6 separate regions of the Homo sapiens genome follow, and all the other regions are linked to region 2. Evidence: chromatin loops called from intact Hi-C (ENCODE). Cell type or tissue: heart right ventricle. All regions are shown on one strand.

Region 1 (4,000 bases), 170 kb after region 2:
CAGGGCTGACTCGGGGCCACCCAGGGACAGCCCCTACTCCAGCCCCAAGGCAGCCCCATGCCCCGTTCCACCCCCAACCACAAGGACGTGCCTCCAGCCGGTGTGAGATCTCTGCCAGCTTCGTGATCGATGGCTCCTTGTACACAAACTCCTGCTCATCCAGGTCACCGAAGTGGGCGCCGTAGAAGCCCACGCGGAAATACGTCCCGAACACGCGCTGGGGCTGTGAGAAAGGGTGTGGTTGTCCGGGAGGCCCCTGCTGGAGGTCTCCCTGCCCCAGAGATAGGTGTCTCGAATATCAGGATGGGAGTGTGAGGACCCCGAGAACATCAGGGCATGGGCACAGGCAGGGGGCCCTGAGAACATTGGGGCATGGATTGCAATAGGAAGTTAGGACTGGGGCTGTATTGTTTACGGGTGTGTCCCTAATGCCCGTGGGACAGGGTATACAGCAGGTACCCAATACATGCATAGATGGCTGAGGAGAGGGATGGCTGTCTCTCACTCTAGGATGGAGGCTCTGCCTCCTTTGTTCTAGGGCATTCTCCTTCCTGTGCCCTGAGGCCCACAAGAATGGGTATACAGTAGGTACCCCATAAATGCTTGGATGGCTGAGGGAAGGGATGGCTGTGTCTCACTCTAGGACAGTGGCTCTGGTTCCCTTGTTCCATGGCATTCCCCTGCTCCTGTCCCCAGCCCTAAGTTTGGAAGAAGGAACCCCCTCCCTACCACCCTAAAAACACCACCCCATGACTGGAAAGGAAGTAGAATGGCTGGATGTTCACTTACCAAGGCCGATCCGGGGAGGATGGGGCAGACATGGTGGGGCCAGAGGTGTGGGGGACAGAGAGACAATGTCATGGGAGAGGTCAGAGGTCAGAGTTCCCTCAACCCCCAGGGTCCTGGTTAACACTGCCCCGTGAGAATCATTCCGTGGGGGGAGAGATCAGAGACGGGAGGGGGGCGGGGGCGAAGAGGACCTGCCCTCCCCACCCAGCTCCCACCCAGCCTGCCTGCCTGGGCTCTGGGTTTCTGCCATCTTTGGCCAGAACATTCTCCCCAAACTAGGAGATGCCTAAAAATAGACCTAAGCAGGGAAGAAGCGGGATTCGGGGGGGCTGGAGCGGGAGGACACATTAACCAGAAATGAGGAGCAGAGAGCCTGGGGGAGGCTGGAAGCTGGGTACGCAGGGAGAGACAGAGACTAAGAGACAGTGAGATACCAAGATAGGGAGAGCCACGTGATAGACTGGGGAGAGATGAGAAAGAGACCAAGAGACCATGAGGGAGTCAAGAGTCACCCCGCCACCCCCCTGCAGTGACCAAGCTGGCCCTGGCAGAGGGAGGGGTGTCTCTGGAGAGCTCCCAGCTGGGTGAGTCACAAGCTGCCCTCGAGATCTGGGGCGGGGGGTGGGGGCATTTTTGGGGAAGGGAGGGAAATAATGGGGTGGGTCCCTTGTGGCCACAGCCCCAGCCCCAAGGGCCAGCGGCCATGCTCCTCTGGTGCCCCCTGGTGTTCACTGATGGCTGCTGGCCAGTCATCACGGGGGTCCCAGAGGCAGGTGGCTGTCCACCAAGGCTGACTCACCTCCCAGCCGGAACTCTGTGGGGAAGAGAAGGGTCAAGGTCAGCAGATCCCTGGGGATGAGGAGTGGGGATGAGGAGTGGGGCTGAGGGTGGGGTCTGGGGAGGGGGTCCTGGGCCCACCTGGTGCATGATCTTGGTGAAGGCCTCCTGCAGTTTGCCGTGCACCGCGGCCAGCTTCTTGTAGTCACGGTGGGCTTCCAGGATGGGGATGAGGTTCTTGTAGACCTCATTCACCGCCTCGTAGAGCCCGCCCTGAGGGTGAGGTGGGGTCAGGATTCCCCAAACTGTCTTCCTCTCTCCACTGTGCTCCTGTCTACCCATCTCCCTTGTGAGCCTCCGTGCTCCTACCCACCCTCCATCACCTCCTCCAGGAAGCCCACCCTGACCACCCCTATCCCAGATAGGGGTTGAGCCTTTCCACTCAGCTCCCACAGAGGGCTCCATGGTCTTCACTGCTACTTATCTTTTTTGTTTTTTTGAGATAGGGTCTCACTCCATCACCCAGGCTGGAGTGTAGTGGTACAATCATAGCTCACTGCAACCTCCAACTCCTGGGCTCAAGAGATGCTCCCACCCTAGCCTCCCACATAGCTGGAACTACAGGTACATGCCACCATGCCCAAATAATTTTATTTTAGTTTTTGTAGAGTCAGGGTCTCACTATATTGCCCTAGTTGGTCTTGAACTCCTGGGCTCAAGTGATCCTCCTGCCTTGGCCTCTTGATTAGCTGGGATTACAGGTGTGAGCCACCACTCTCCCAGCCCTTCACCACTTTTAGCAAGAATATTCTATGGCACAGGTACGATGTACATCTGCACTTCACCCATCTGTCTTCCCTCATTGATGGGAGAAGCAGTTTTTTTTTCCTATTCCTCAAAGAGGAAAGTGAGTCTCAGAGACAGAGGCATTCCCCAGGGCCAAGACCCAAACACCCACCCATCTGGCCCTGTGCCCATGACCTCCATGCCCAACTGCCTTCTGGCATGTGGTAATATGCCCCTCACCCCCAGCGGGTGCTGGCATCAAGCCTGGCTCAAAACAGGCATCCTGTGAGGTTTGCTGACTGTCAGAAGGCCTGTGTCCACCCCCTGGTTTCTTCCCCTGAGGCTTTTGTGTGTGTATGGTTTTTTTTCGTAATCTTTTTTTTAATACTTTGGGGTACATGCGCAGAACGTGCAGTTTTGTTACATAGGTATACACGTGCCATGGTGGTTTGCTGCACCCATCAACCTGTCACCTACATTAGATACTTCTTCTAATGCTATCCCTCCCCTTAACCCCACCCGTGTATTTTTTTTTTTGAGATGGCTGCAGTCCAGTGGTATGATCTCGGCTCACTGCAACCTCTGCCTCCTGGGTTCAAGCAATTCTCCTGCCTCATCCTACTTAATAGCTGGGATTACAGGCATGTGCCACCACGCCCAGCTACTTTTTTTGCATTTTTAGTAGAGACGGGGTTTCACCATATTGGCCAGGCTGGTCTCGAACTCCTGACCTTGTGATCTACCCACCTCGACCTCTCAAAGTGCCGGGATTACAGGCGTGAGCCACTGCACCCAGCCATATTTGTATTTTTAGTAGAGATGGGGTTTCACTATATTGGCCAGGCTGGTCTCAAACTCCTGACCTCGTGATCCGCCTGCCTCGGCCTCCAAAGTGCTGGGATTACAGGCATGAGCCACTGCGCCCATGCCCAGCTAATTTTTTGTATTTTTTTTTTTTTTTGTAGAGGCAGGGTTTCTCTATGTTGCCCAAGCTGGTCTTGAACTCCCGACCTCAAGTGATCTGCCCGCCCCGGCCTCCCAAAGTGCTGGGATCACAAGCGTGAGCCACCGCACCTGGCCCTTCCTCTGAGGCCTTCGTCTCCAAGAATCCAGCAAAGTGACAATAATGAAAATAATGTCACTAAAGGGCCAGCACCACAGAAGAAATCTCACTGGAACACCTGACTTCAAGTGTGACCTTGAATCTCACTGAGCTCTCAAATGTAACTGCCAGTTCCCCAAAATGTGAGGAACTGAGAAACAGGTAAAATGACATCACATGGACACAGCCAGCCCCACACAAACCAGAAAAACACACGGAGCAAAGGCCCCAGGGCTCCTGCAAGTTAAATGTAGAAACCACCAACTGCCCTCATACAAACAAGCAAACTAGAGAAGAAAACCCCTTTTCCACAGTGGAAAATCAGTTGCCGGGCATGCTGGCTCACGCCTGTAATCCCAGCACTTTGGAAGGCCGAGGCGAGAGGGTTGCATGAGTCTAGGAGTTCAAGCCCAGCCTGGGCAACATAGCAAGATCCCATCTCTTAAAAAAAAAAAATGAACGAAGAAAAAAAAATTAGTTGGGTGTGGTGGTGCGCACTTATAGTCCCAGCTACTCAGGAGGCTGAGGTGGGAGGATCACCTGAGC
Region 2 (4,000 bases):
TGGGCTGAACGGAAAGAGGATGAGTACTTGCTTTTTCTTTGAAGTGGTTTTTTTTTCTAAACTGCTGGTGAAAGACGCCGGATTGACAGCCCTGGAGACTGAAGTCCTCTATTTATCCACAGAGCAGACACTGCAGCACGGGCAGCGGCAGTGCCAGCTTCGCCCACACTGCCCCTCCGCCAGCGGGCGTCAACCCCGACTTGGAGGAGCCACCTCTAAAGGTGAGAGGGGTAGTTCAGTCTCCATGCCCATTCAATCCTCGGCTTCTCGGCTGAGACGGCCAGCAAGGGCCCTGGTCCCACGGAGCGTGCGTGTGCGTGTGCGTGTGTGTGCCTTTCGCTGCCGTGTGGGTCCCCATCCACCGCAGCCGTGCCGGGACCACCAGCTCATTCCCACGGACGCCGCCGCTCGCCTCTGAGCTCGGCCGCCGCCCACCCCGGCCCCTCCTCAGCGGCACTGACAGTTTGCAATCTTATAGGAGGAAGACGAGGTGCCCGACGACGAGACCGTCAACCAGATGATCGCCCGGCACGAGGAGGAGTTTGATCTGTTCATGGTAAGCGCTGCAGGCTGGATGGGGCAGTTCAGGCATCCCACTCTGCTGCCACCAGGAGCAAAGCAGACGTCCTAGTGCCCATGGTGGTATCCCTAGCAGGTCAGGGAGCCAGGGACAGCTCACAGTGCAGCCCACTCCCACCTCCAGACTGACCCGTCTTCCACCCCCAGTCTCCTGAGGATGGCATCGGAGGGCGAGATGCACACCCAGCCTTCTGCATGTGACCCGAGACCTGCCCCACCAGCTCTGTTTTCTAACGGGCTCTCCAGGGCTTCATGCACTCCCTTTCAGAGGGAGTTCGCCCTATCCAAGGCCAAGGGACTGACCAGGCCTTCAGTCGCAGAGCCCCCTTGCCCCTGGGTGGGAAACAGGAAATAAGCCACCCAAGCAGGGGCCCCTTGGCCCGCAGGCCTCATGCCTCCACCAACGCTGGGCCACGCAGCTGCTGCCCCCCTGCTGGGGTCTGCAGCCCTCTTGTGCAACCTTCCATCTTTTCGAGTTTCCTCTGCCTCCTGAGGCAGAGCCTCTAGTCAGGGTCTGACGGAGCCAGGCCAGGTCAGCCACTGAAAAATCGAGAGCTACTGTTTAACTCTCGCAGCAGCGTGGAGCCCCACGGGCAGAGAAAGGCCCTTCTGAACTCTCGGTGTTCTGGCTCTAGCGTGCCCCTGGTGCCTGCATGCTGATGCCTCTCCCGTTGCCTCCCTGCCCACCAGCGCATGGACCTGGACCGCAGGCGCGAGGAGGCCCGCAACCCCAAGCGGAAGCCGCGCCTCATGGAGGAGGACGAGCTCCCCTCGTGGATCATCAAGGACGACGCGGAGGTGGAGCGGCTGACCTGTGAGGAGGAGGAGGAGAAGATGTTCGGCCGTGGCTCCCGCCACCGCAAGGAGGTGGACTACAGCGACTCACTGACGGAGAAGCAGTGGCTCAAGGTACATGCTGGAGAGGCCCAGCAGCTGCCGCAGGCCAGCGCCAGGCAGGGCTGGGGAGACAAAGGGCCCACCGCCAGGACTCAGGCCTGGGTCCAAAATGCTTTCCTTGGGCCACTCCTGGCCAGGCTCCGCAGGCAGCCGAGAGCCTTCCGATGTGGGCCAGGGATGGTCAGGTCCTTTTGGCTCTGCCTTGGAATGCAAGAAGGACCCACGGTTCCTGAGCAGCTCAAAACCTGCTGCTGGTTATGGTTGGTCTTTCAAGTAAAAGGGTTTACCTCTTCCCGAGGTTAAAAATCATGTTGCTGATCTCAGTGGACTGCTGGCTTTCCCAGTACCTGCCAGGAGGGAGGCACAAGGGTGAATCATGGACTATTGAGGCGCCCTGCAAAGCGTTGCACTGCTGGCTGCAGGCAGCCTCACTTTGGGCAAGTCCCCCCCCATGAGCTGGGGAGACTCAGTCATGGGGAGGGAGGAGAGGGCAAGCCCCCAAGGGCCTCTGAACCTGGCAGGTGCTGCACGGGGCTGGCAGTTGCTTGTGGAGCTGACGTGAGGGCCCGTTCTCAGCAGATGGCAGCTGGCCCTGCAACAGCAGCTGCAGATGTCTTTGAGTCAGTCGTGCGGTGCTCCTGGGGCTTCACCCGACCCAACTTTCCCAGCCCAAGGCACACTGTGACAGATGCCTGGCACTGATGTCCTCACTGGGGTTACGGTGACAGATCAGACCCCTTCCCAGCTCAGGGGCTCTGAGTTATAGAGACGATGATTCAGAATCCATCCCTGAAGTTGTGTCATAAAAATGTCCTGAAGCAATAATTCCGAGAAGGCAGGTGGCAGCTTTTGGCTATGCCATGCAAAGTGCCACACCCAGGAAAGAGCCATGTGGCCTAGCCCATGTGGCCAAACAGCCCCGGTTCCCTCCTGGGACCTCAGCAGCCCAGACTCATGAGCTTGCCTGCCAAGCTGTGCACCAGAGGGCGCTGTTGAAACACACCAGGAGCCCAGGTGACAGACAGGCCATCCTGTTCCCCAGCCAGCCTCCCAAGCACAGCGCTCCAGGACCCAGAAGAGAAACCCTGAAAAGACAGTGTGAGCCCTGCCACAGACCTGTGTGACAGCAGAGCTGTTTGGCTGCTGTATGAGTGTCACCGGCCCTGCATTTTTTTCTTTTTTAATAAAGACAAAGTCTTGCTGTGTTACCCAGGCTGGCCTCCAGTTCCTGGGGGCTCAAGTGATCCTCACACCTCAGCCTCCTGAGTAGTTCAGACTACAGGTACACACCAACACGCCTGGCTAATTTTAAATTTTTTGTAAAGTGGGGGTCTCACTGTGTCACTCAGGCTGGTCTCAAACTCCTGGGCTCAAACAATCCACCCGCCTCGGCCTGCAGAGTAGCTGGGATTACGAGCATGAGCCACGGTGCCCAGCTCAGCCCTGCATATTTGAGGCAGTGAGTACCTTTTAAATTTAAGATCAGTTCATACGTGGCTGCTCTATGTACATTTTTTTCTAGGTGTAATTTACATACCATACAGTTCACCCTTTTGGGGTATATGATACAATCATCTTCAGTGTATCCAAGAGTTGTGCATCTCTCACCACAGTCCATTTTAGAACATTCTCATCGCCCCCAAAAGAAGCCCTGCCCCGATTTGCCATTCCTGGTAATTCATGGATTCTCCCCAGCCCCAGGCAACCACTGATGTACTTTCTGTCCATATAGTTTTACCTGTTCTGGGCGTTTCCTGTCAGTGGAGTCCTACAGCGTGGGATGCTTTGGTGTCAGGCTTTTTTCACGCAATGTAACATGCTGACCCATGATGCAGCAGGTGTGTTGCATTCTTTGATGGTGAAATAATCCTGCCTCGTACAGATTTGTCACATTCGGTTTTTCTGTCCATTCTTGATGGACACTTGGGTTGTATCCACTTTCGGGCTATTACAAACAATACTACCGTGAACATTCACGTACACGTTTTTGCGTGCACGCGTTTCTCTTTAATATGTGATTTCTCTTTAATATCTGATTTCTCTTTAATATGTGCCTAGGCGTAGAGTTGCCGGAACAATGTTAGTTCTCTATTTAACCTTTTGAGGGACCCCAGCCTGGTTTCCTTGGTGGCTACGCCAGTTCACAGTTCCACCAGCTGTGTATGAGAATTCCTCTTTCTCTACATCCTCAGCAACCCTTGCTGTTCCCTCGCCCGCTGATTCTAGCCATCCCAGCACGTATGAAGTGCCATCTGAGTGTGGTTGGATTTGCATTTCCCTGATGGCTAATGGTGTGGAGTATCTGTTCATATGCTTCTTGGCCCTTTGTGTATCCTCTAGAAAGAGATGTCTAGTCACATCATCCTTTACCCAAATTTAAAATATATTTATCTTAATATTGAATTGTAAGTTATTTACAAGTGCCTTATCAGATATCATTTGTAAATATTTTGTTCCATTCTGCACATTCTCTTTTCGCTTCCGTGATATCCGTTGAAGCACAGAAGTGTTTCATTGTACTTAC
Region 3 (4,000 bases), 50 kb after region 2:
GTCACGATCTCAGCTCACTGCAAGCTCCGCCTCCCAGGTTCGTGCCATTCTTATGCCTCAGCCTCCCAAGTAGCTGGGACCACAGCCGCCCACCACCTCACCCGGCTAATTTTTGTATTTTTAGTAGAGACAGGGTTTCACTATGTTGGCCAGGATGGTCTCGATCTCCTGACCTCGTGATCCGCCTGCCTCGGCCTCCCAAAGTGCTGGGATTACAGGCGTGAGCCACTGCACCCGGCTGGTGTGATCTTGGCTCGCTGCAACCTCTGCCTCCCAGGTTCAAGCGATTCTTGTGCCTCAGCCTCTCCGCAGCTGGGACTACAGGTGTGCGCCACTGTGCCCAGCTACTTTTTAAAAATATATGTGTATTTATTATACTTTTAAGTTCTGGGATACATGTACAGAACGTGCAGGTTTGTTACATAGGTATACATGTGCCATGGTGGTTTGCTGCACCCATCAACCGGTCATCTACATTAGGTATTTCTCCTAATGCTATCCCTTCCCTAGCCCTCCACTCTCCCGGTTTTTTGTTTTGTTTTGTTTTGTTGTTTTGTTTTTAGTAGAGACAGGGTCTCACCATGTTGCCCAGGCTAGTCTTGAACTCCTGACCTCAAGTGATCCGCCCACCTCAGCCTCCCAAAGTGCTGGGATTACAGGTGTGACCCACTACACTCGGCCTTATTTTCACTTATTTATGCAATTTTCACTATTGCTATATTCTAGGAGGCACTGTGGAATTGCACTGTGGAATTTTAGTATTGCTGTATTTCAGCAAGCCATGAGGTCTGTCAGCACACGGCTTTGGGCATTTTGTGAAGATAACTGATGCCAGCTGAGCCAAGGCAGGTTCCTGATTCCACCCACTGGCAGGCACCGAGGTCTCTGCTGTTACTGATGGTTTCTCTGTGGATTGATGGGCTTAAGGCCAGACCACAGCTGCAATGGCTCACCTCTGCCAAAGGCCAGGCTCGTTGGGGCAGAGACCTATTCCGGACTGAGCCTCCTGGTGAATTAGAGAGGTAGAAAATGGGAGGACGGGGGCAGGTGGGCTATTACAGCGAGGAAAATGCCCACCCTGAGTTGTATTAGATAACTTTGGGAGTTCAGGAACTTTCCAATAAAGTGGGTTCCACAGCAGGATTACTTACTGACTCCCTAATAGAAAGAAGGCAGGCACAGGCCGGGCGTGTTGGCTCATGTCTGTAATCCCAGCACGTTGGGAGGCTGAGGCGGGTGGATCACAAGGTCAGGAGATCCAGACCATCCTGGCTAACAAAGTGAAACCCCGTCTCTACTAAAAATACAAAAAATTAGGCTGGGCGTGGTGGCTCGTGCCTGTAATCCCAGCACTTTGGGAGGCTGAGGCGGGCGGATCACGAGGTCAGGAGATCGAGACCGTCCTGGCTAACACGGTAAAACCCCATCTCTACTAAACATACAAAAAAAAATTAGCCAGGTGTGGTGGCGGGCGCCTGTAGTCCCAGCTACTCAGGAGGCTGAGGCAGGAGAGTGGTGTGAACTCGGGAGGCGCAGCTTGCAGTGAGCCGAGACTGCGCCACTGCACTCCAGCCTGGGCAACAGACAGAGACTCCGTCTCAAAAAAAAAAAAAAAAAATACAAAAAATTAGCCAGGCGTGGTGGCACGTGCACGTGACTGTAGTCCCAGCTACTTGGGAGGCTGAGGCAGGAGAATTGTTTGAACCCGGGAGACGGAGGTTGCAGTGAGCCGAGATCGCGCCACTGCACTCCAGCCTGGGTGACAGAGCTAGACTCCGTCAAAAAACAAAAAACAAAAAACAAAAAAACAAAAAAAAAAAAACAGCAGGAACTGGCAGGTCTTCCCTGAAGAGATAAAAAAAAAAAAATGCAGTTGCAACACAAAAGCAGCCACAGAGAAAAGCAAACCCATATATGGTATTTATTATGCACCGAGTGTGGCTCTAATCACTTTTTTTTTTTTAATTGAGAGACAGCCTGGCTCTGTTGATTGGGCTGGAGTGCAGTGGCGCGACCGTAGCTCATTGCAGCCTCAACCTCCTTGGCTCAAGCAATCCTCCTACCTCAGCCTCCTGAGTAGCTGGGACCACAGGTGTGAGCCACCACGCCTGGCTAATTGTTTTTTTTTTTTTTGTAGAGACAGGGTCTCACTATGTGGCCCAGGCTGGTTTCCAACTCCTGGGCTCAAGTGATCCTCCCACCTCTGCCTCCCAAAGTGCTGGGGATTACAGGCATGAGCCACCTCGCCTGGCCTCTAGTCGCTTTATATATTTTAACTTAATCCTTACAAGAGCCCTGTGAGCTAGTTACAGGAGCACAAATGGAAACCAAGAAACAGAAAAATTTATCAGCATGACTCAGTCCTCAGAGCCATGTATGGCCGTGTCCGTGCATGGCAGGCAGGTCAGGGGCCTGGGGAACGCTGTTCTGGAAACCTTGGCCAGGCCTTGGCACCCGAGGAATGTGCTTTTCAGAGTTTTTGTGGCTCTTTTCCAGACCTGCCCTGACCTCTAGCTCTGGGAACTATGTAAGCCAAGTGCCTTCCGGGAAGGGAGTCCCTCTCCTGGTAACTCTTTCTGGGTAACCAGATGTGGACTCATGACACACACTGAGCCTACGTCTTATAATTTTTTGTTTTTGTTTTTGAGACAGTTTCGGTCTTCTTGCCCAGGCTGGAGTGCAATGGTGCGATCTCGGCTCACTGCAACCTCTGCCTCCCAGGTTCAAGCGATTCTCCTGCCTCAGCCTCCCTAGTAGCTGGAATTGCAGGCATGCGCCACCACGCCTGGCTAATTTTTTGTATTTTTTTTTTTTTAGTAGAAACGGGGTTTCACCTTGTTAGCCAGGCTGGTCACCAACTCCTGACCTCAGGTGATCCGCCCACCTCTGCCTCCCAAAGTGCTGGGATTACAGGTGTGAGACAGCTGTGAGCCACCACGCCCGGCGCATTTTTTTTTTCTTTTTTTTCAGAGGGAGTGTCCCTCTGTCACCCAGGCTGAAGTGTAGTGGCGTGATCTCGGCCCACTGTAACCTCTATCTCCCAGGTTCAAGTGATTCTCCTGACTCAGCCTCCCAAGTAGCTGGGACTACAGGCGCCTGCTACCATGCCTGGCTAATTTTTGTAGTTTTAGTAGAAACCGGGTTTTGCCATGTTGGCCAGGCTGGTCTCAAACTCTTGACTTCAGGTGATCCACCTGCCTTGGCCTTCTGAAGTGCTGGGATTATAGGGCATGAGCCACTGTGACTGGCCATCTTAAATTTTTTTTTTTTTTTTTTTTTTTTTTGAGACAGGGTTTCACTCTGTCGCCCAGGCTGGAGTGCAAAGGCGCGATCTTGGTTCACTGCAAGCTCCGCCTCCTGGGTTCATGCCATTCTCCTGCCTCTGCCTCATGAGTAACTGAGACTACAGGCGCCCACCACCACGCCCGGCTAATTTTTTTGTATTTTTTTAGTAGAGATGGGGTTTCACCTTGTTAGCCAGGATGGTCTCGATCTCCTGACCTCGTGATCCACCCGTCTCGGCCTCCCAAAATGCTGGCATTACAGGCGTGAGCCACCGCACCCAGCCTTAAATTTTTTTTTAAGGGAAATCAAACCCAGTGATATTGGGCCAGTACAGTGGCTCACACCTGTAATTCCACCACTTTGGGAGGCTGAGGCAGGTGAATCACCTGAGGTCAGGAGTTCGAGACCAGCCCGGCAAACATGGCGAAACCCCGTCTCTACTAAAAATAAGAAAATTAGCCGGGCGTAGTGGCATGCACCTGTAATCTCAGCTACTCGGGAAGCTGAGGCATGAGAATCGCTTGAACCTGGGAGCAGGATGTTGCAGTGAACCGATATCACACCACTGCACTCCAGCCTGGGTGACAGAGCAAGACTCTGTCTCAAAAAAAAAAAGAAAAAAAAATCCAGTGATACTTACTTTTTAAATTTTTATTTACTTATTTTTTGCTTTAAGTTGAATCTTTAAACTTATCTTTATTTTTGAGACACAGTC
Region 4 (4,000 bases), 93 kb before region 2:
CAAACTCCACCTCCCAAGTTCAAGCGATTCTCCTGCCTCAGCCTCCCAAGTAGCTGGAACTAGAGGTGCATGCCACCATGCCCAGCTAATTTTTGTACTTTTAGTAGAGACGGAGTTTCAGCATGTTGGCCAGGATGGTCTCGATCTCTTGACCTCGTGATCTGCCTGCCTCGGCCTCCCAAAGTGCTGGGATTATAGGTGTGAGCCACCATGCCTGGCCCACAGTGATGATTATGAATAGCTATTCATTATTTGAAAATGAATAGTATCTGAAGTATCTGAGACAGGTCTCCATCAAATTAGAAATTCATTTTGCCAAGGTTTAGGACATGCCTGGAAGAAATAAACACAGGGCCAGGTGCAGTAGTTTACACCTGTAATCCCAGCGTTTTGGGAGGCCAAGGCGAGCAGATAACCCGAGGTCAGGAGTTTGAGACCAGCCTGGCCAACATGGTGAAACCCCATCTCTACTAAAAATACAAAAATTAGCCGGGCGCGGTCGTGGGCACCTGTAATCCCAGCTACTAAGGAGGCTGAGGCAGGAGAATCGCTGTGCACCACTGCACTCCAGCCTGGGCAACAGAGGGACAGAAAGAGACAGAGAGACAGAGAGAGACAGAGGGAGGCAGGGAGGGAGAGAGGGAGGAGTGGGGCAGGGAGGGAGGGAAAGGAAAGGAAAGGAAGGAAAGAAAAGAAAAAGAGAAAAAGAACGAAACATAGAATCACGGACACAGTTCATAATCTGTGTCTTTCTCCAAAAATTATTTTGAGGGCTTCAGTATTTAAAGGGGAAAAGTGGGCTGGAGGGCAAATGGGAGAGTAATGTGTCCATGTGTAATAAAATCCATATATGTAATGTATCCCAAATGTATCCATATGTAATTCACATATTCCTACAGAAAAGGAGCAGGTAGGGGGATAGTCAATTATGTATTCGTCTGGCGCCCAGTAAATGGTCACTTTCCATAAGATAAAGTGAACACAGGGTAGGTACCTATGGAGCTTTTTTTTTTTTTTTTGAGATGGAGTCTCGCTCTGGCGCCCAAGCTGGAGGGCAGTGGCAGGATCTCGGCTCACTGCAAGCTCCGCCTCCCGGGTTCAGGCCATTCTCCTGCTTCAGCCTCCCCAGTAGCTGAGACTACAGGCGCCTGCAAACACGCCCAGCTAATTTTTTTTTTTTGTATTTTTTTTTTGTATTTTTAGTAGAGACGGGGTTTCACTGCGTTAGCCAGGACGGTCTCCATCTCCTGACCTCGTGATCTGCCCGTCTCGGCCTCCCAAAGTGCTGAGATTACAGGCGTGAGCCACCGCACCCGGCAGATTTTTTTTTTTTTTTTCTTTGAGATGGAGTCTAGCTCTGTCACCAGGCTGAAGTGCAGTGGCGCAATCTCGGCTCACTGCAACCTCCGCCTCCTGGGTTCAAGCGATTCTCCTGCCTCAGCCTTCTGAGTAGCTGGGACTACAGGCATGTGCCACCAGGCCCAGCTAATTTTTTTTTTTTTTTCATGGAGATGGGGTCTCAGGCTTTTGTCTCGAACCCCTGGGCCAAGTGATCCTCCAACCTCAGCCTCCTGAGCAGCTAGTTCTTTTCTAGTGTAATATATTATCTTACGGAATATATTCCATTGTCTGCATGGACCCCAGTTGGTTTATTCACCCATCTACTTAGTGACATCTTGGTTATTTCAAAGCTGACATGGTAGGTATTACTGGTCGCCTTACAGGGGAACAGCAGGACATCTGTAGTGTGTGGTGAACACTAGAGGGAGCAAGAACCCCCTTTCTCTATCAGGTGGGTGTTACCCATTTCCCAGCTGCACTAATCTGTCGTTCCTTGTAGAGGCCTGATCTGGTGTTTGCCCTGAATGAGAGATGATCTGGAAACCATTTGTGGGAAAATTAAGTTAGACATCCTTCCATTGAAATAAAATGCAGGGGCCGGGCACAGTGGCTCACGCCTGTAATCCCAGCACTTTGGGAGGCCAAGTCGGGCTGATCACCTGAGGTCAGGAGTTCGAGACCAGCCAGGCCAACATGACTAATTTTTTTGTATTTTCAGTAGAGACGGGGTTTCACCGTGTTAGCCAGGATGGTCTTAATCTCCTGACCTTGTGATCCGCCCGCCTCGGCCTCTCAAAGTGCTGGGATTACAGGCGTGAGCCACCGTGCCCAGCCTTGCAGCAAATAATTACATGAAAAAATAATTAATTTAAATTCTGGCAAGTTCTTTGAATCAAAACCAGGGAGAGGTGCTCTGCTCTAATAACCCAGCTCTTGTGGATGTTATTCATGCTAAAACTTGTAGGATTTTCCATTGCTTGAGTTCTGCTGTAGTGTTATTGCTTATCAGTGTAGGATCTGTGCTCTGTGGATTGGTTTAAACTTTACTCGTGGGACAGCTGGCTTTGAAAAGTTTTCATCATCCCCTGCAGGGACTGCACTGGTCTTTGTTGAGGCACATCTAATGTTGATAGCTCTGTTTCCTCCCAGCTGGGGCTCCAATCTGTGACCTTGCTTAGGTAGTGATGCTCTGAAAAGTCTCCCTATTTCTTCTGAGAACAGTTAGATATTGGGTGTAGGCTTTTGAAATAATATGATAGGCCTCACTCTGTAGGGGTTTTTACAAAAGCCACTATAGGCTGGACGTGGTGGCTCACACTGTAATCCCAGCACATTGGGAGGCTGAGATGGGAGGATTGCTTGAGACGAGGAGTTTGAGACCAGGAGTTTAAGACCAGCCTGGTCAACATAGTGACACCTCCATCTCTTTAAAATTGTTGTTTAATTATATAAAAGCCACTGTAGAGTTTGAATGCTTTCAAAATATCAAGAGGATGACCACAATGAAGTAAACTGTCACGGTGGGGCACAGTGCCTCATGCCTGTAATCCCAGCACTTTGGGAGGCTAATGTGGATGGATCCCTTGAGCTATGAGTTTGAGACTGACCTGGGCAACATAGGGAGACCCCATCTCTACTAAAAATATGAAAAATTTAGTAAAAACCCTGTCTCTACTAAAAATACAAAAATTAGCCAGATGTGCTGGCATGTGCCTGTAGTCCCAGATACTGGGGAGGCTGAGGTGAGAGAATCACTTGAACCTGGGAGGCAGAGGTTGCAATGAGCTGAGATCATGCCACTGAACTCCAGCCTGGGCAACAGAGCAAGACTCCCTCTCAATAAATAAATAAATAAATAAACAAATAAATAAATAAATACTAAAATAAAATATAGCCAGGGCACAGTGGCTCGCACCTGTAATCCCAGCACTTTGGGAGGCCGAGGTGGGCAGATCATGAGGTCAGGCGTTCGAGACCAGCCTGGCCAACATGGTGAAACCCCATCTCTACTAAAGATACAAAAAGTTAGGCATGGTGGTGGGTGTCTGTAATCCCAGTTACTCCGGAGGCTGAGGCAGGAGAATCGCTTGAACCTGGGAGGCAGAGGTTGCCGTGAACTGAGATCGCGCCACTGCACTCCAGCCTGGGTGACAGACCAAGACTCCCTCTAAAAAAAAAAAAATTACCTGAGTGAGGTAGTGTGCTCCTGTAGTCCCAGCTACTTGGGAGGCTGAGGTGGAGGATCACCTGAGCCCCGCAGGTTGACTCCATAGTGAGCCATGATCATCTCACTGCACTCCAGCCTAGTTGAACAGTGAGACTCTGTCTCAAAAAAAAAATAAAAATAAAAAAAAAGAGGGAGAGGCTGGGTGTGGTGGTTCATGCCTGTAATCCCAGCACTTTGGGAGGCCGAGGCAGGTGGATCACGAGGTCTGGAGATCAAGACCATCCTGGCTAACACGGTGAAACCCTGTCTCTACTAAAAATACAAAAAATTAGCTGGGCGTGGTGGCACGTGCCTGTAGTCCCAGCTACTCGGGAGGCTGAGGCAGGAGAATCACTTGAACCTGGGAGGTGGAGGTTGCAGTGAGCTGAGATCGCGCCCTTGCACTCCAGCCTGGGTGACAGAGCGAGGCCCCATCTCGAAAAAAAAAAGAGG
Region 5 (4,000 bases), 67 kb after region 2:
ACGGGAAATGCATCTCCTACAAGTGGGTCTGCGATGGCAGCGCTGAGTGCCAGGATGGCTCTGATGAGTCCCAGGAGACGTGCTGTGAGTCCCCTTTGGGCATGATATGCATTTATTTTTGTAATAGAGACAGGGTCTCGCCATGTTGGCCAGGCTGGTCTTGAATTTCTGGTCTCAAGTGATCCGCTGGCCTCGGCCTCCCAAAGTGCTGGGATTACAGGCACCACGCCTGGCCTGTGACACGATTCTTAACCCCTTTTTGATGATGGCGGCTGGAAAAGTGGCCAGTGGATTTTGATGTATTCAATCATGAATTAGGAGGTGGGGAGAGAATGAATTATTGGAGCTTTCCTTAAAGCCATTAAATGGCTCTATTGTTTTTTCAATTGATGTGAATTTCACATAACATGAAATTAACCAGCTCAGTGGCATTAATACATCTGCAATGCTGTGTGGCCACCACCTCTATCTTGTTCCAAAACTTTGCATAACCTAATGTCTTTTTTTTTTTTTTTTTTTGAGACGGAGTCTCGTTCCATCACCCAGGCTGGAGTGCAGTGGTGTGATCTCAGCTCACTGCAACCTCCGCCTCCCAGGTTCACGCCATCCTCCTGCCTCAGCCTCCCGAGTAGCTGGGACTACAGGCACCCTCCACCACATCCGGCTAATTTTTTGTATCTTTAGTAGAGATGGGGTTTCACCATGTTAGCCGGGATGGTCTCGATCTCCTGACCTCGTGATCCACCTGCCTCCGCCTCCCAAAGTGCTGGCATTACAGGCGTGAGCCACCATGCCCGGCCTATTTTTTTTTTTAAGAGATGGAGTCTAATTCTGTTGCCCAGGCTGGAGTCCAGTGGTACCATCATACTTCACTGCAGCCTTGACCTCTTGGGCTCAAGTGATTCTCTTGCCTCGAACTCCCAAAGTATTGGGATTACAGGTGTGAGCCACCGCACTCAGCCTAATGTCCAGTTTTTAACAAGCTCCATTTAAATGCCCTCCGTTTTGACCCATAAAGGGGTAGGCTTGGCCGGGCACAATGGCTTGTGTCTGTAGTCCCAGCTACTTGGGAGGCTGAGGCAGAAAGGCAGAAAGATTGCTTTATAAAGCCCAGGAGTTTGAGGGCCACCTGGGTGGCATAGCTAGACCTCATCTCTAAAAAATAAGTAATAAATAAATATTTGTTTTTGTTTTTTTCTTTTTCTTTTCTTTTTTTTTTTTTTTTGAGACGGAGTCTTGCTCTGTTGCCCAGGCTGGAGTGCAGTGGCGCGATCTCAGCTCACTGCAAGCTGTGCCTCCTGGGTTCATGCCATTCTCCTGCCTCAGCCTCCCGAGTAGCTGGGACTACAGGCGCCCACTACCACGCCCAGCTAATTTTTTGTATTTTTAGTAGAGATGGGGTTTCACCACGTTAGCCAGGATGGTCTCAATCTCCTGACCTCGTGATCCGCCAGCTTTGGCCTCCCAAAGTGTTGGGATTACAGGCGTGAGCCACTGAGCCCGCCCCATATGTATGTATATATATATTTTTTTAAAATGGGAGACCAGGCATGGTGGCTCATGCCTAGAATCCCAGCACTTTGGGAAGCTGAGGTAGGCGGATCACTTGAGGCCATGAGTTTGAGACCAGCCTGCTCAACATGATGAAACTTCTATCTCTACTAAAAAAAAAAGTGGGATTAGGTCAGGCACGGTGGCTCACACCTGTAATCCCAGCACTTTCAGAGGCCGAGGCAGGAGGATCATGAGGTCAGGAGATCGAGACCATCCTGGCTAACACGGTGAAACCCCGTCTCTACTAAAAAAATACAAAAAATTAGCCAGGCGTGGTGGCGGGTGCCTGTAGTCCCAGCTACTCAGGAGGCTGAGGCAGGAGAATGGCGTGAACCCGGGAGGCGGAGCTTGCAGTGAGCCAAGATCGTGCCACTGTACTCCAGCCTGGGCGACAGAGCAAGACTCTGTCTCAAAAAAAAAAAAAAAAGTGGGATTGACATTCTCTTCAAAGTTCTGGGGTTTTCCTTTGCAAAGACAGGATTGGCAAGGCCAGTGGGTCTTTTTTGTGTGTGTGTGTGTGACGGAGTCTCACTCTGCCACCCAGGCTGGAGTGCAATGGCAGGATCTCGGCTCACCGCAACCTCCTCCTCCCAGGTTAAAGTGATTCTCCTGCCTCAGCCTCCCGAGTAGCTGGGACTACAGGTGCCCGCCACCACACCCAACTAATTTTTGTATTTTTAGTAGAGACAGGGTTTCACTATATTGGCCAGGCTGGTCTTGAACCCCTGACCTCACGTGATCCACCCGCCTTGGCCTCCCAAAGTGCTGGGATTACAGGCGTGAGCCACTGTGCTCGGCCTCAGTGGGTCTTTCCTTTGAGTGACAGTTCAATCCTGTCTCTTCTGTAGTGTCTGTCACCTGCAAATCCGGGGACTTCAGCTGTGGGGGCCGTGTCAACCGCTGCATTCCTCAGTTCTGGAGGTGCGATGGCCAAGTGGACTGCGACAACGGCTCAGACGAGCAAGGCTGTCGTAAGTGTGGCCCTGCCTTTGCTATTGAGCCTATCTGAGTCCTGGGGAGTGGTCTGACTTTGTCTCTACGGGGTCCTGCTCGAGCTGCAAGGCAGCTGCCCCGAACTGGGCTCCATCTCTTGGGGGCTCATACCAAGCCTCTTCCGCCCTTCAAATCCCCCCTTGACCAGGAGGCATTACAAAGTGGGGATGGTGCTACCTCTTCGGGTTTGTCACGCACAGTCAGGGAGGCTGTCCCTGCCGAGGGCTAGCCACCTGGCACACACACTGGCAAGCCGCTGTGATTCCCGCTGGTCGTGATCCCCGTGATCCTGTGATCCCCGCCCCGTGAGGCTGAACACATAGTGACGCTTGCTAGCCAAGCCTCAATGACCCACGTAACATGAAGGGGGAAAAGCCAGAAAGTTCTGCCAAGGAGCAAGGCCAAGAATCCCGAAGGGAAATGGACTTTGAAGCTGGGCGTCTTCTTGGCTGTCTTAATACAAGTGGCACATCCAAATCCAAAACCCCGAAATTCAAAGTCTTGAGCACCCGAAATTCTGAAACGTCTTGAGCACTGACCTTTAGAAGGAAATGCTTATTGGAGCATTTTGGATTTCGGATTTTTACCACTGAGTGTGGAGTCCTAATTAGGAAAAAAACCAGGCTGACCGAACCAAAGGAAAGCAATAAAAGAAGGCAGATAGGGTCAGGCACGGTGGCTCACCCCTGTAATCCCAGCCTTTTGAGAGGCTGAGGCGGGTGGATCACTTGAGGTCAGGAGTTCGAGAGCAGCCTGGCCAACACGGTGAAACCCCATCTCTACTGAAAATACAAAAACTAGCCAGGTATGGTGGCGTCTGCCTGTAATCCCAGCTACTCGGGAGGCTGAGACAGGAGAATCACTTGAACCTGGGAGGCAGAGGTTGCAGTGAGCCAATATCACGCCATTGCACTCCAGCCTGGGGGACAAGAGCGAAATTCTGTCTCAAAAAAAAAGAAGAAGAAGGCCGACAAACTATGTAACTCTGCCTTTCTCCATGGTCCAGAACACACAGCCCTCCTGCGTAAATAACTCCTTATCTTCCTGCTCCCAGCTATCATCAGACACCTCGGCTGATAGAAAATTGCAAGTTAGCTCACTGCAACCTCGGCATTATAAGTACTGCACAAAGCCCTCTTCAGCGCACAGCACAAGCACCATTCTATAAAATCTCCAGCAAGCGGCCAGGTGCAGTGGCTCATACCTGTAATCCCAGCATTTTGGGAGACTGAGGCGGGCGGATCACCTGAGGTCAGGAGTTTGAGACCAGCCTGGCCAACATGGTGAAACCCCGTCTCTATTAAAAATACAAAAAAATTAGCCAGGCGTGGTGGCAGGTGCCTGTAATCCCAGCTACTTGGAAGGCTGAGGCAGGAGAATCGCTTGAACCCGGGAGGTGGAAGTTGCAGTGAGCCGAGATCTTGCCATCGCACTCCAGCCTGGGGGACAAGAG
Region 6 (4,000 bases), 96 kb after region 2:
GAGGTCCACATTTGCCACAACCAGGACGGCTACAGCTACCCCTCGGTGAGTGACCCTCTCTAGAAAGCCAGAGCCCATGGCGGCCCCCTCCCAGCTGGAGGCATATGATCCTCAAGGGACCAGGCCGAGGCTTCCCCAGCCCTCCAGATCGAGGACAGCATTAGGTGAATGCTTCTGTGCGCTCATTCAGAATGTCAGCGGACAATGGCCTTGGTGGTGTAGAGGAATGTTGGATAAGCAAATAGAGAGCTCCATCAGATGGTGACAGGGCAAAGAAAGTCAAAAGGAGTTCAGAGGCCGGGCGCGGTGGCTCATGCCTGTAATCCCAGGACTTTGGGAGGCCGAGGCTGGCGGATCACCTGAAGTCAGGAGTTTGAGACCAGCTTGGCCATCATGACAAAACCCCGTCTCTATTAAAAATACAAAAAATTAGCCAGGCGTGGGAGTGGGCGCCTGTAATCCCAGCTACTCGGGAGGCCGAGGTAGAAAAATCGCTTGAACCTAGGAGGCAGAGGTTGCAGTGAGCCGAGATCGCGCCACTGCATTCCAGCCCGGGAGGCAAGAGCAAAACTCCATCTCAAAAAAAAAAAAAAAAGGAGTTCAGAGGCCCGGCATGGTGGTTCACACATGTGATCCCAGAACTTGGGGAGGTTGAGGCAGGAGAATCACCTGAGCTCAGAGTTCAAGACCAGCCTGGGCAGCACAGCAAGACCCCATCTCTGCAAAAAATAAAAATTTAGCCCAGTGTGGTGATGAGCGCCTAGTTCCAGCTACTAGGGAGGCTAAGGCAGGAGGATTGCTTGAGGCTAAGGTAGGAGATTGAGACTGCAGTGACTTGTGATTGCGTCACTGCGCTCCAGCCTGGGTGACAGAGCAAGCCCTTGTCTCTTAAAAAAAAAAAAAAATTCAAAGAAGGGTTTCCAGAGGGCCAGGAGGGAGGAAGGGAGAGGAGGTGTTTTATTTTTTTGCTTTTATTTTTTATTTTGAGACAGAGTCTCTCTCTGTCACCCAGGTTGGAGTGCAGTGCTGTGATCTTGGCTCACTGCAACTTCTGCCTCCTGGGTTCAAGCAATTCTTATGCCTCAGCCTCAGCCTCCTGAGTAGCTGGGATTACAACACTATGCCCGGGTAATTTTTGTATTTTTAGTAGAGACGAGGTTTCGCCATGTTGCCCAGACTGGTCTCGAACTCCTGACCTCAAGTGATCCACCCGCCTTGGCCTCCCCACGTGCTGGGATTGCAGGCGTGAGCCACTGCGCCCGCCTTGATCTTTACACAAGGGGTTTAGGGTAGGTAGCCTTCTCTGAACCAGGAGAACAGCCTGTGCGAAGGCCCTGAGGCTGGACCGTGCCTGTTGGGTTTGAGGCCGTTGTAGCTGGAGCAAACAGAGAGAGGGGTAAAAAGGCAGGAGGCTACCAGGCAGGTTGTGCAGAGCCTTGTGGGCCACTGGGGAGGACTTTGGCTTTTGCCCTGAGAGCGGTGGGAAGTGACTGAATCCGGTACTCACCGTCTCCCTCTGGCGGCTCCTGGGGGAACATGCTTGGGGATCAGGCTGGGGGAGGCTGCCAGGCCCAGGAGGTGAGAAGTAGGTGGCCTCCAGCCGTGTTTCCTGAATGCTGGACTGATAGTTTCCGCTGTTTACCATTTGTTGGCAGAGACAGATGGTCAGTCTGGAGGATGACGTGGCGTGAACATCTGCCTGGAGTCCCGTCCCTGCCCAGAACCCTTCCTGAGACCTCGCCGGCCTTGTTTTATTCAAAGACAGAGAAGACCAAAGCATTGCCTGCCAGAGCTTTGTTTTATATATTTATTCATCTGGGAGGCAGAACAGGCTTCGGACAGTGCCCATGCAATGGCTTGGGTTGGGATTTTGGTTTCTTCCTTTCCTCGTGAAGGATAAGAGAAACAGGCCCGGGGGGACCAGGATGACACCTCCATTTCTCTCCAGGAAGTTTTGAGTTTCTCTCCACCGTGACACAATCCTCAAACATGGAAGATGAAAGGGGAGGGGATGTCAGGCCCAGAGAAGCAAGTGGCTTTCAACACACAACAGCAGATGGCACCAACGGGACCCCCTGGCCCTGCCTCATCCACCAATCTCTAAGCCAAACCCCTAAACTCAGGAGTCAACGTGTTTACCTCTTCTATGCAAGCCTTGCTAGACAGCCAGGTTAGCCTTTGCCCTGTCACCCCCGAATCATGACCCACCCAGTGTCTTTCGAGGTGGGTTTGTACCTTCCTTAAGCCAGGAAAGGGATTCATGGCGTCGGAAATGATCTGGCTGAATCCGTGGTGGCACCGAGACCAAACTCATTCACCAAATGATGCCACTTCCCAGAGGCAGAGCCTGAGTCACTGGTCACCCTTAATATTTATTAAGTGCCTGAGACACCCGGTTACCTTGGCCGTGAGGACACGTGGCCTGCACCCAGGTGTGGCTGTCAGGACACCAGCCTGGTGCCCATCCTCCCGACCCCTACCCACTTCCATTCCCGTGGTCTCCTTGCACTTTCTCAGTTCAGAGTTGTACACTGTGTACATTTGGCATTTGTGTTATTATTTTGCACTGTTTTCTGTCGTGTGTGTTGGGATGGGATCCCAGGCCAGGGAAAGCCCGTGTCAATGAATGCCGGGGACAGAGAGGGGCAGGTTGACCGGGACTTCAAAGCCGTGATCGTGAATATCGAGAACTGCCATTGTCGTCTTTATGTCCGCCCACCTAGTGCTTCCACTTCTATGCAAATGCCTCCAAGCCATTCACTTCCCCAATCTTGTCGTTGATGGGTATGTGTTTAAAACATGCACGGTGAGGCCGGGCGCAGTGGCTCACGCCTGTAATCCCAGCACTTTGGGAGGCCGAGGCGGGTGGATCATGAGGTCAGGAGATCGAGACCATCCTGGCTAACACGTGAAACCCCGTCTCTACTAAAAATACAAAAAATTAGCCGGGCGTGGTGGCGGGCACCTGTAGTCCCAGCTACTCGGGAGGCTGAGGCAGGAGAATGGTGTGAACCCGGGAAGCGGAGCTTGCAGTGAGCCGAGATTGCGCCACTGCAGTCCGCAGTCTGGCCTGGGCGACAGAGCGAGACTCCGTCTCAAAAAAAAAAAACAAAAAAAAACCATGCATGGTGCATCAGCAGCCCATGGCCTCTGGCCAGGCATGGCGAGGCTGAGGTGGGAGGATGGTTTGAGCTCAGGCATTTGAGGCTGTCGTGAGCTATGATTATGCCACTGCTTTCCAGCCTGGGCAACATAGTAAGACCCCATCTCTTAAAAAATGAATTTGGCCAGACACAGGTGCCTCACGCCTGTAATCCCAGCACTTTGGGAGGCTGAGCTGGATCACTTGAGTTCAGGAGTTGGAGACCAGGCCTGAGCAACAAAGCGAGATCCCATCTCTACAAAAACCAAAAAGTTAAAAATCAGCTGGGTACGGTGGCACGTGCCTGTGATCCCAGCTACTTGGGAGGCTGAGGCAGGAGGATCGCCTGAGCCCAGGAGGTGGAGGTTGCAGTGAGCCATGATCGAGCCACTGCACTCCAGCCTGGGCAACAGATGAAGACCCTATTTCAGAAATACAACTATAAAAAAATAAATAAATCCTCCAGTCTGGATCGTTTGACGGGACTTCAGGTTCTTTCTGAAATCGCCGTGTTACTGTTGCACTGATGTCCGGAGAGACAGTGACAGCCTCCGTCAGACTCCCGCGTGAAGATGTCACAAGGGATTGGCAATTGTCCCCAGGGACAAAACACTGTGTCCCCCCCAGTGCAGGGAACCGTGATAAGCCTTTCTGGTTTCGGAGCACGTAAATGCGTCCCTGTACAGATAGTGGGGATTTTTTGTTATGTTTGCACTTTGTATATTGGTTGAAACTGTTATCACTTATATATATATATATACACACATATATATAAAATCTATTTATTTTTGCAAACCCTGGTTGCTGTATTTGTTCAGTGACTATTCTCGGGGCCCTGTGTAGGGGGTTATTGCCTCT

Evidence for each region. A loop is a pair of places that touch in the nucleus more often than their neighbours do. Peaks named below come from ENCODE experiments on the same cell type or tissue, not always from the same donor. Only the 100,000 strongest peaks of a DNase experiment are listed, where the experiment ranks them.
Region 1: it touches region 2 in a loop (3-fold over the local background); 78 of 110 quality-filtered maps call a loop at or near these places.
Region 3: a loop joins it to region 2, with 3.0 times the contacts of the local background. A loop is called at or near these places in 49 of 110 quality-filtered maps.
Region 4: a loop joins it to region 2, with 2.1 times the contacts of the local background. A loop is called at or near these places in 26 of 110 quality-filtered maps.
Region 5: it touches region 2 in a loop (3-fold over the local background); 35 of 110 quality-filtered maps call a loop at or near these places.
Region 6: it touches region 2 in a loop (9-fold over the local background); 94 of 110 quality-filtered maps call a loop at or near these places.

What each region holds. Positions count from the first base shown.
Region 1 is chr19:11,202,493-11,206,492 of GRCh38, forward strand. DOCK6 (dedicator of cytokinesis 6) reads right to left here. Exons shown (of 48, transcript NM_020812.4): 40 at 1,708-1,839; 41 at 1,589-1,603; 42 at 92-217. It overlaps DOCK6-AS1 (DOCK6 antisense RNA 1), which reads left to right and starts at 1,136. Exons shown (of 3, transcript NR_186345.1): 1 at 1,136-1,373; 2 at 3,318-3,616. In heart right ventricle, a CTCF peak has its summit at 1,519 (motif pointing left); DNase peaks (open chromatin) are centred at 1,299 and 2,569; H3K4me3 peaks cover 712 bases; H3K27ac peaks cover 3,743 bases.
Region 2 is chr19:11,033,645-11,037,644 of GRCh38, forward strand. SMARCA4 (SWI/SNF related BAF chromatin remodeling complex subunit ATPase 4) reads left to right here. Exons shown (of 35, transcript NM_003072.5): 27 at 123-221; 28 at 479-556; 29 at 1,270-1,488. Among named protein-coding and RNA genes, the nearest start is that of LDLR, 54 kb to the right of the region's middle. RefSeq lists an enhancer at 2,581-2,740. In heart right ventricle, CTCF peaks have their summits at 2,454 (motif pointing right) and 2,655; DNase peaks (open chromatin) are centred at 1,569, 2,100 and 2,467; H3K27ac peaks cover 1,425 bases.
Region 3 is chr19:11,083,174-11,087,173 of GRCh38, forward strand. No RefSeq gene overlaps it. Among named protein-coding and RNA genes, the nearest start is that of LDLR, 4.3 kb to the right of the region's middle. In heart right ventricle, a CTCF peak has its summit at 2,489; a DNase peak (open chromatin) is centred at 2,467; H3K27ac peaks cover 2,417 bases.
Region 4 is chr19:10,940,442-10,944,441 of GRCh38, forward strand. No RefSeq gene overlaps it. Among named protein-coding and RNA genes, the nearest start is that of TIMM29, 14 kb to the left of the region's middle. In heart right ventricle, a CTCF peak has its summit at 1,762 (motif pointing right); no DNase peak of the experiment used is centred here.
Region 5 is chr19:11,100,262-11,104,261 of GRCh38, forward strand. It overlaps LDLR (low density lipoprotein receptor), which reads left to right. Exons shown (of 18, transcript NM_000527.5): 2 at 1-84; 3 at 2,403-2,525. Among named protein-coding and RNA genes, the nearest start is that of MIR6886, 11 kb to the right of the region's middle. RefSeq lists an enhancer at 1,945-2,583. In heart right ventricle, no CTCF peak of the experiment used is centred here; no DNase peak of the experiment used is centred here; H3K27ac peaks cover 408 bases.
Region 6 is chr19:11,129,626-11,133,625 of GRCh38, forward strand. LDLR (low density lipoprotein receptor) reads left to right here. Exons shown (of 18, transcript NM_000527.5): 17 at 1-45; 18 at 1,656-4,000. The coding sequence ends at 1,691. Among named protein-coding and RNA genes, the nearest start is that of MIR6886, 18 kb to the left of the region's middle. In heart right ventricle, CTCF peaks have their summits at 1,526 (motif pointing left) and 1,725; a DNase peak (open chromatin) is centred at 1,516; H3K27ac peaks cover 2,156 bases.